Linked DNA regions of Homo sapiens: region 1 is linked to region 2. A link is a contact called in ENCODE Hi-C data. All regions are on one chromosome and are shown on one strand. The core of a region is the stretch at or near the end of the contact, and the rest is flanking DNA. Distances in the headings are between cores, read along the strand shown. Region 1 overlaps LINC02133 (long intergenic non-protein coding RNA 2133). Region 2 overlaps LINC02192 (long intergenic non-protein coding RNA 2192).

The links. Hi-C counts contacts between places; a loop is a spot of excess contacts on that map.
Region 1: a map of mammary epithelial cell shows a loop between it and region 2 (2.4-fold over the local background). The contact joins two enhancer-like sites. A Hi-C loop is called at or near these places in 2 of 168 maps with a recorded cell type or tissue (heart left ventricle and mammary epithelial cell).

The regions. Positions count from the first base shown.
Region 1 is chr16:47,902,840-47,908,262 of GRCh38, forward strand. LINC02133 (long intergenic non-protein coding RNA 2133) reads left to right here. Exons shown (of 6, transcript NR_110650.1): 5 at 4,300-4,452; 6 at 4,950-5,423. LOC124903685 (a long non-coding RNA gene) reads right to left here. Exons shown (of 2, transcript XR_007065061.1): 2 at 4,651-5,075. Among named protein-coding and RNA genes, the nearest start is that of LINC02192, 18 kb to the left of the region's middle. RefSeq lists an enhancer at 1,087-1,588. Within about 2 kb of position 3,117, at least 2 of the 41 ENCODE cell types and tissues checked have a DNase peak (open chromatin) inside an H3K27ac peak, as active enhancers do; they include mammary epithelial cell, where a contact is called at or near this core.
Region 2 is chr16:47,845,010-47,849,940 of GRCh38, forward strand. LINC02192 (long intergenic non-protein coding RNA 2192) reads right to left here. Exons shown (of 2, transcript NR_110649.1): 2 at 4,305-4,931. Among named protein-coding and RNA genes, the nearest start is that of LINC02133, 11 kb to the right of the region's middle. RefSeq lists an enhancer at 3,494-4,186. Within about 2 kb of position 3,587, at least 3 of the 41 ENCODE cell types and tissues checked have a DNase peak (open chromatin) inside an H3K27ac peak, as active enhancers do; they include mammary epithelial cell, where a contact is called at or near this core.

The DNA of each region.
Region 1 (5,423 bases), core at 1,867-4,366, 57 kb after region 2:
AAGACTTGGAAACAACCCAAATGTCCAATAATGATAGACTGGATTAAGAAAATGTGGCACATATACACCATGGAATACTATGCAGCCATAAAAACAGATGAGTTCATGTTCTTTGTAGGGACATGGATGAAGCTGGAAACCATCATTCTGAGCAAACTATCGCAAGGACAGAAAACCGAACACTGCATGTTCTTACTCATAGGTGGGAACTGAACAATGAGATCACTTAGACACAGGACGGGGAACATCACACACTGGTGCCTGCTAGGGGGTGGGTGTTGGGGGAGGGATGGCATTAGAAGAAATACCTAATGTAAATTATGAGTTGATGGGTGCAGCAAACCAACATGGCACATGTATACCTATGTATCAAACCTGCACGTTGTGCACATGTACCCTAGAACTTAAAGTATAATTAAATCAATAAAAAGTAAAAAGTAAATAAATAAGTGAGTGCAGGTATCCCTTTAATACGCTGAATTCTTTTTCCTTTGGATAGATACACAGTGGTAGGACTGTAGGATTGTATGGTAGTTCTGTTTTTAGCTTTTTTTTTTTTTAGAAATCTCCACACTGTTTCCTGTAGTGGCTATATTGATTTACATTCCCACCAACAGTGGACAAGGGTTTCCCTTTCTCCACGTCCAAACCAGCAAGCAAGGTACATTCTTATTCTAGAAAAAGTGGTCACGGAAAAGACGGCATTGAATAGAGTTAGGGAATAAGCCGAGAGAAGAGCGGTAGTGGTGAGGGGCTTGGGGAGGCGATGAGAGCACTCAGGATGGAGATGCCGACAGAGTGGTGGTGCTGCCGTGGGAGGAAGGCCTGTGTGTTTGAGCAGAAGAAGTCCAGCGTGACTGAGGCTGAGTGAGCAAGGGTGAGAGTTGGGGAACTAAGACCACAGAGGTGGCAGGGGGAGGTTGTGCAGTCCTATGAAGGGAGGTTGGGTCTTCTTCCTTCTGGGAGCGAAAGCTGTTGGCAGGCAGTAATGTGAGATGGTTGAGTTTTTCAATAAGAGTTTTAAAAATCAAGACTGTACTGAATACTTTTCATATTCAGAATTTTCCTTATAACTACCCTATGAGGTTTTAGGGACAGGGAAGGAATGCAGTTTCTCTAAGCTCATACAATTATGCAGACAGGATTTGAACTCAGGGACTCTGGCTCCAGAGCCCTAGATTTTATGTTATTTGCCTTTAGTGCCCTAAAGTTGTTTCTCTAGGACTATACCCTGGATCCCTCCAAGACAGCACAGTCTTCCAGGTCAGAGGTATTCTTTCACTGTCTTTCTACCTCCCACAGCAACCAGCGATGCTCACATTTGCTGTTACCTAAGTGATGCGGCTGGCCTGGGTGGGTGCACAGCCTAGGGACAGAGAGGCATAGGTGCTGGTGGAACACTGCGGTGACATTTTGTCCTGCCTTAATCACTGCACTGGGGGCAGACTTTTATGAAGGGGCATGCCTTTCTGCTTCAGTGTGTCCAGATCATGCCTGCTTAGTGGGGAGGGCAGTCTGCCTGGAAGATTCTGAGGCCCCAGAGCACATCCATGTAATGGCTGAGTGAGAGACATAGGCAGAAGGAGGAAGTAGGAGGGACTGACGTTTTCCAGTTTTTCTATCTATAAAAGTAAATTCAAACGGCTCCCACAATTTGATTTAAGCCAATATTCTGACCTATTTGTGCCCTCTTTCATCCTGTGTCTGAAAAGGAAAGTGTTAAGTATTTTTCTGCATTTGCAAAAAATTTCTTTGACCAGCAAGGACATTGGGTCAGCTTACCCTTTAAAGGTGGCAACTCCAATTTAGAAGATTTAAGTTTGGGAAAATGTGTGCTTACTAAGAGCCCAGGAGCAGAGTCGTAAAGAACTCGCCCATCCGTTCTGCAAGCAGTAGTTTATGTGGGTTCATTCCAGAACCTTTCAAAGGCTGTGAAAAAGGCAGGAGTGACTCTGCCATTCATTGAGAGTGCAGTATCAGCCTCAGGGGCTGACCTGAGCAGCTTGCTCCACCCCTGCTTTGAGGAAGGACAGCACCTGGTCAGAGAGGTGTCTTGCTCAAGGTACAAAACAGGTAACAGGTAAAGCGCTCCAGAAAAGCTCGTTAATCAGGGCTTCAGTGTCCGAGTTGCCATAGCTTGGTGATTTCAGAGGTCAGCCATGGGGAAGCCCACAGTCAATTAGAGTGAAAGGCCAGAGGCCAGGTCAGCTTCCCTGTGATCTGGGTCCTAGCATTGTGGAGGGCAGTGGATGGATTTTACTTGCTGATTTTCGAAACACCAATAGCAGACTTCCTTGACCCATGCTTAACACCAGTCTCACCTGGCGTTATTAGCAATGCAATGCCACAGGAAAGAAATTCTAACTGAAAACATGAATAAACTCCAGGAGGGTTGAAGTAAGGTAGTCAAGAGTAACTTCCTTTGTGGTTTGTTTGGTGTCCAGGAGAAGAATCATGATAATACTCAAATTTACCTGAAAACCTCCATCAGCATGACGGTTCCTCAGTTGAGTGGACTATGGAACTGACCCGAGAGACATTTCGATCTCCTTAATATCTGGTGTAAGCTACTGTGGCTTGAGTTGTATGTGGCTTTCCTAGATCTTAGGGTGCAGAAGTAAGTATGCCGTCATGAGCTGGGGTCAAATCAGGACACCTGAAGTTTTCCCTGAATCGTATCAGAGTCTCAACAGTTGCCATTAGTAACGACAGTCAATATTTTCTGCACACTCATGTGCCAGGCCCTGTGCTGAGTGCTTGTCAGACTTTCTCACATCAATCTTTGCAGTAATTCCATGAAGTAGGTTTGGATCTTTAGCCCTGTTTTACAGGTGAGGAAACAGAGGCACAAATTCACTGGATCAAGTCTGCCCTGGTAGGTGGAGGCAGAGCTGGGATTTGACTGCAAGAGTCAAGATTCCAGAGCACACTCTTTCGAACCCCAGGAAGAATTCCCTCTCCCAGGCAGGCACATACATGACCTAAAGGAATGTTGGCCTGAGGGACAGTGGCATTGAGTCATGCCTGCCTGGGGTCTGGAAAATGACCAGAGTGCCAAGGGGTCTGGAAAATGCCTGGGGTAGAGATTGCAGTAGCTACACTCAGACTCCTCAGGCCAGAGAAGTTGACAACAATGCCACATGCACAATCTGCTTTCCCAGCTGCCGTGGTTATGAACAGAAATGCTACAAATTCCAACCTGTTTGAACGTGGACTGGAGTTTAGGGAGGGCTGGTGACTTGTCTTTGACTCACTGAATCCATCTCAGCACTTTTTTGACAATCATATTTTCTGTCTTTACTGTCTCTGAGGCTTGGGCTTTTCATTTGTTTCTTTTATTTATTTATTTATTTCTAGAGATGGGGGTCTCACTATATTGCCCAGGCTGGCCTTGAACTCCTAGGCTCAAGCGATCTTCCTGCCTCAGCCTCGCACCTGGGATTACAGGTGTGAGCCACCACCACCCTTGGCATTTTTTTTTTTTGAGTGGGTTTTTCTTTTTTCTTTTTTTTTTTTTCTTTTTTGGCAGAGTCTAGCTCTGTTGCCCAGGCTGGAGTGCAGTGGTGCGATTTCGGCTCACTGCAACCACCACCTCCCAGGTTCAAGTGATTTTCCTGCTTCAGCTTCCTGAGTAGCTGGGATTAAAGGCGCTCACCACCATGCCCAGCTAATTTTAGAGTGGGTTTTTCTCGAGACACTTTCTGTACCCATTCATTACATTTGTTTTGGGAAAGGAAATAAACAAACCAGTGGTGGATGGAGGGCAGTGGGAAAGTGAATAATCCGGCTAATAGTGAACTAACCAAGGTCAAGCTGCTTGGAATCAGAGGAAGATGACTCCTGCCTCCTCCTCCCAAAAATTCAAGTCAAGAGTTGATTCTAATCCTCTGCAGAATCTGTCCTTCAAGTCAGACCTGCTTTGGAGGAACAGAAGGGCCTAGATAATTTCTTAACATTTGAGAAAAATTATAATTTGATAAAGACATTTTATATTCCTGGTGGCAGCAGTTCATCTGTAGAAATGATTTGAGGTCTGGGGGAAAATAGCTATGTTGAAAAAAGAGTTGCTGAGACACTGAAAAGGACAACGTGAGCAAAACTTAATTAGGAGTAAAGGCTAATGGAATGGAAAGGGAGGCAGGATAAGTTCATTTTATTAATAATAAACCTGAACTTAGGGAAGGGAGAGCAGATGGAAAGAAAGGAACGCGTAATGCGTTGTTTCATTTCCTCTGAATAAAGTGTGGTGTGCTGAAATGTAACAAGATTATCCATCTGCTTTTGTCTAAATAAATTCAGGGTTTTCACAAACGTAGTGAATTTTCAGCTTGTAATTTGCTGTCTCCGGTGAGCGCGGTGCTGAGAAGACCCGTGATGCTCTCTTTGAAGCCCATTTGCGGCATGCCCCAGGCCTGGGACCTCCATTAAGCACCAGGGCCTCGCCAAGCACCGGTGAGAACGCTGGAGTCGTGGGGCTCTCAGCCTGGGTGGGATGCTCCATCACGGCAGCTGCCCGGGGGCTGCATGGCACAGGGTAGTGGAGAAGGAGAGTGGTCTGGATTTAAGGGATGGGGCTAGAGCTGCAGGATGGCTCTCTTTATTTGCATACTTTGGAGTAAGATGAAAAGCTCTTCGCACCTCATTCACCACTCATTTACTTCTATGCCTTTATTCACAAAGTTTTCTCTACCAGAAATTCCATCTCTCCTCTACTTCTCCCCCCTAAATTCTATAGTTTTTAAAAGTCACTTATTTCCAAGTGCCTTCTTCAATGGCGTTGGAACACACAGATTTATTTCTCATATCCTGGAACTGTTGCTCTGTTACTTGGTGAATTCAACCGTTCAAGCAGTTATTTAATTCCCTGCTTTGCTTCTTCACCTTCTATGTGTGTATGTTTTTAGTTTTGAATATGACTGTAACTTCCTCCTCTTTCCTTCCTTTGACAGATATTTGTTGAGTACCTTCCATTTGCTAAATACTGTGCTTTGAAGGCACTGGGAATTCAATGATGAGCAAAGTAGATATGGTCCTTGACCTCATGGAGCTTGAGGGAAAATGAAGAAGACATTCACCTAAATAAATAGATAATTGCAAAATTTAATACATCAAATTTAAGTCAATATTATTGAGATATAATTACATACAATAAAATTCACACATATGAAGTCTATAGGTCAATGACTTTTGACAAATGCCACCATTTATGTAACCAACATCCTAATTAAGATATAGAACATTTCCATCATTTCCATCTCTCCAAAAGCTTCCTCACATGCCTTCCCAGTCAATCTCCCCGTATCTAAATCCTACTATCTGCTTACCACCTCTGATTATTTTTGCCTACTTTAGAATTTCATATAAATGGAATAATACAGCATACATTGTTTTGTGTATGTTTTCTTTCCCTCAGCCTAATGTCT
Region 2 (4,931 bases), core at 2,337-4,836:
ATTGAAAGCAAGGTCTTGAAGAGATCTTTGCACACCCATGTTCATAGCAGCATGATTCCCAATAGCCCAAAGGTGGAAGCAATCCCAATGTCCATTGACAGATGAATGGATACACACATATATACATATTTATTAATTTGTTAGTGCCACCATAACCAAATATCACAAACTGGGTGGCTTAAACAACAGAAATTTATTCTCTTACAGCTGCGGATGCTACAAGTCCAAGATCAAGGTGTGGCAGGGTTGGGTTATCTGAGGCCTTTCTCCGTGGCTGGCAGGGGACTGCCTTCCTGCCATGTCCTTCCATTCATCCCTTCTCTGTGTAAGTGCCTCCCTGGTGTCTCTTCCTCTTCCTATAGAGACAGTAGTCCTATTAGGTTAGGGCTCTACACTTACGACTTCATGTAACCCTAATTACCTCTTTAAAGGCCCTATTTCCAAATATAGTTATATTGGGGGTTAACTAAGGCTTCTACACTTGGGTAAGGGCACAATTCAATCTATAACAACTTGTAATAGAATATCATTCAGCCTTAAGAGGAAGGAAGTCTGTTACCTGCAAAAATATGGATTAACCTTGAGGACATTATCACCAAGTCTACACCAAAGACTCCCATCATGTGATTTTTAAAAACTGTTGTTCCCTCTCCTGCCAGCCAGAGCACCCACCCCTTCTGCCTGCATCTTCCTGTCACATACCTCTGAGCCTTTGTACACTGCTATTTTCTCTCCTGGAATGTCTTCTCTTCGCTCCCCTCATCAGAGCAAATCTTGTTCACCCTTCTAAGCCCAGCCAAAGTGCTGTCTTTGAAGTTCCTATTCCTGAAGTAGAGCTCATGTCTCTTCTGTGTTCCTCCAGTTCTTTGTACAACATGCTAGATCACAACTCTCTCTCTTTCAGCCTCCTCCACCAAACCGTAAGCTCTCAAAGGCACAGAGTCTCTCCTCTCTCCTCATTCATGCCTTGTACAATGACCATACATGGTAGATACCAATGTTTGTTGAGTGAATGCAGGCGCAGGTAGGCAAACAATGGTAAGGGAATTAAGACTAGCATGGCTCAATCATATTTGGTTACCTTGTCCATTCAAAGTGTGGTGGCAAAGTGTGGTACGTGTATCAATAGTGGCCCACAGGATGACTTTAGGTAGCACCTGGATGAACCCATTTTTACATAGTTATGTAACCGCCCAATGTGTTAATTTTGCCTGCTGGTCAGGCAGAGCTGACTTATCAAGATGGGGGAATTGCATTAGAGTAAGAGTTTAATTCAAGAAGAGCCAGCTGAATGGGAGACTGGAATTTTATTACTCAAATCAGTCTCCCTGAACATGTGGAGACTAGGGTTTTTCAAGGATAGTTTGGCAGGCCAGAGAATGGGTGCTGTTGATTGGTTGAGGATGCCATCATAGGGGTGTGGAAAGTGATCCTCCTGCATGCTCAGTCTGCTTCTGAGTGGGACCACCGGACCCCTTGGTAGGTCCAGGTGGAGCCATCTGTCATCAGAAATGAAAAAACCTGAAAAGACATCTTAAGAGGCTAATCTTATGTTCTACAAGAGTGATTTATCTGCAGGAATAATTGGGAAAGTTGCAAATCTTGTGAACCCCAGCATAATGACTGGTAATCCTTTACATGTTAGCAGAATTCAGGCTCATGTCATCCTCCTGACCTGGTGGTCTTTCATTAGCCTTACAAAAGTGGTAGAGTTTCGGGGAAGGGATATTACCATTTGAAGTATAAACTAAATGTCTCCCAGAGTTAACTTGGACTAGGCCCAGGAATAATTAGGGCAGTTTGGAGGTTAAAGGCAAGATGGAAGTGAGTTAGATCAGATCTCATTCATTGTCATAATTTTCTCACTGTTATAATTTTTCCAAAGGTGGTTTCAGTTATAAGCTCACATTAACGTGTTCTAGAAAAGATATAACTACATCTGAAACCTGCAATTTCATGGATCTCATTGCTTCTTGAAGGAAATAAAGATATTTTACTCCAAAATCTATTTATTTGACATATTTTGAAATGGCTGCCACAGAGCCAACAGACAGAAGTGGCTTGCAAAGCTGTCTTTTGTGGGGGAAATTTGCATCTGTAGAGAATCTCCATGGATGCAGCCAGGCCTTCCGTTTCTAGGCCTTTCCTGGATCTATGGGAGATTGAGAGTCTGACCCTTTAAATGTCAGAAAAGGGACATTTACCATATGTTCTCTTTAGGGCTGCCACCCAAGAGGCTTACTCTACATAATGAGACCCCCTTTGGTAGCCAGGCCCCTTCCTCTCCCCTTCTCATAACCTGCCTTGGCACTAAACTTGATCTACCAACCTAACCTGTTTTGGGCCATGCTCTGAGCATGCATTATTTCTATAACCTCGAGATGCTATGCAAGCTTTGGAACCTAACCAGGGAATTACATCATCATTCTCAAGGTTCCTGTGTATACATATTACACACATTTGTCTGCCTTTTGTGAGTTGATTTTTCAGCAGAACTTCAGAGGGTCAAGGGGAAAGCTCTTCCTTGGCCCTCAGTTCTCATGAGGCTAAGTAAGAAGAAGTCAATTTAACTAAAACCGAGTAAGTAATGCTACAGGTGGCTCACAGGCATGGCAAAAATCTGAAATGTTGGAAGAAGGAGAAACATGGGGCTAGTCTTTAGTCTCATTTTTAGGCAGAAGTATAGACTGATGTTCCCAATGACATTTGGAGAATGGTATTTTCCATGATTCATTCTTCTTTTCAATCTTCACTAGCAGGAAGCAGTGGCGTGAGCTGGGGAGGGGAAGTAAAGGCGTCCTTAATCGTGTCTCCACCTGCCTTCCAAGATGCTGCCTTCGATTTTGTTTTGAGTAAGGGATGATAAGCCATCCTCTTAGAGAGCATCAGCTCATTCCTTTCATAGCCAAGCTCATCAGCATTTCTGGTGATTGTGTATTGTGGTATCTGCAAACAAGTGATGTATATTCTGCAGGCTTTTCAACCAGGATATTTGTAAGATACATGTTAAAAAGATGGGTCTTGGTTTGCTTCCAAGTCACAAAAATGTGAATCCTCTTTAAAAATGGTATTTGCACCTAAAGCTGACCTATGGAATGGAGTGGAGGTGGGCAGGTGGTAACCAGGAGGTGGCAAGGGGAGGAAGAGCCAGATGGGGGGAGGTGGTAGTAGTATTTTTTATATTACAGGAAGATGTTTTGCCTTACAAAAGGATTAATCACAGGGTTCCTTTTAAGCAGAAAGTTTCATGCATTTTAAAAGATGATTTGATTTACAAGAAACTTTTCAGGAACACAGCTGCTGGGCAAAGCAAGCTATTTACACTGACTTGAAATCCATTTTATGAGCCAGGAGTCTGGGGTGTCAGGGGGAGTGATAAAACTCCTTTAGGTTTTAATTGACAAGTGATATTGACTAGCACAGTTAGGAGCCCAGGTATTGGGCCTGGTCCAGCGTGTTCCCATAGTAAATATGCGTGAATGTGCTGAGTGCTTGAGTATTGATTCATTTATTTACCTGTTTGGCTGTTGCTGTGAAAGGCTTTGTATTTTGCAGCTTTGGAGCCAAGCTGCCTTTCACAGAAGGCTGTGTTAGAATGTACTAGATTGTTCAGCATGAATCATCTGGCTCGATGGCCTATGGGGAGGGAGCTTGGCCTCGTACATCACTGCAAGACAGAGACTCAAAGACATCTGTGGAGGGGAGGCACACAGGGGGTTAGGGAGCCACAGGAATGAGGAGATGAGATCTTTTTCTCAAAAACAAGCCTTAGGGTTGCTTTAAAGCCCCCTTTTCCCTTTTATTCAGACTGCTAATAGCTACCTCCCTCCCAATTGTCCCACCCCATTGAGTCTTTATTATCTCCTCTCTCTTGCAGAAATTCCACCGGAGCCCCAGGGTCCTTAAGTGATTCCCCATTTCCCTGCTCCCTGCTGCAGAGACACAATAACAAAGCATCAGGTTGAGAGCCTCCAGAAAGAGAGACCCTCCTACTGCTGAGCCTCAAATCTCTACCAGGCAAAGAAAACAACAACAGGCTTTTGTGCCACAGGTTCTAAGACCCACCCTGAACACCATCCTTGAGCCAGCAAAGTAAGGGTATCATACATAGAAAAGAGCTGCTTTTCCTCATAGGGTAAAGATGTTAGAAGCTCAATCATTGCCAATGGCAGATGTTTACTGAGTGTCAGAAAGAGAGGTGGGCATTTTTTGGGCATTGTAGTAGTGGAGTAGTACCCCCACTGAGTCCAAGCCCAGGGAGGGCACCGTGTCTGAGAGGCTGAAGAAAAGACCCAGAGACAGCGAGCAAGACATAAGTTTTATTGGGCAACTTAAACGTACAGGGAGTCCAGGAGTGGCTGGATGAATGGGGTAACCACTATGGTTTCTAAAAAGCACCCAGTTAATATAGCAATCTTTGCTTAGCAACCTCCACCTGGCCACCTCTTCCTGGCGACCTCTACCTGGCCACCTCCACCTAGCTCAAAACAAAGGGCCTTGGTTCCCCGCACATGCTGTTCCAAGAAATGGGCCAGGGGTTCACCTATGCTCCATAGATAAGGAGTAAACCTCTGGGTTGGCAGCTCCCAGATTCCTTAGTTCAGAGCTCAGAACCAACATTCTTGGACTACAGGATCATTCTCAGCTATACCTGAGTTATTGTCAGGCACACCTGTCATATGGTAGTTTGCACATAAGGAAAAAAACCCATGGAGATGGACTTTGGGTAGCTTACAATCTAAAAGGAGAGAAGGACAGAAAGCATGCCTGTTACTGTGCCTAGAGGGCTGTGGAACTGCTCTGATGACACCTGCTTCCCCTCCTTGGCCCATGTGACTCCCTTTCACCCAATGACACATGAAAAGCCTGATACGTTGTGTGCTTTGCTGGGCTTTCTCCTTTCCTTCCGGCAATGTCCAGGGGCTCTGTTC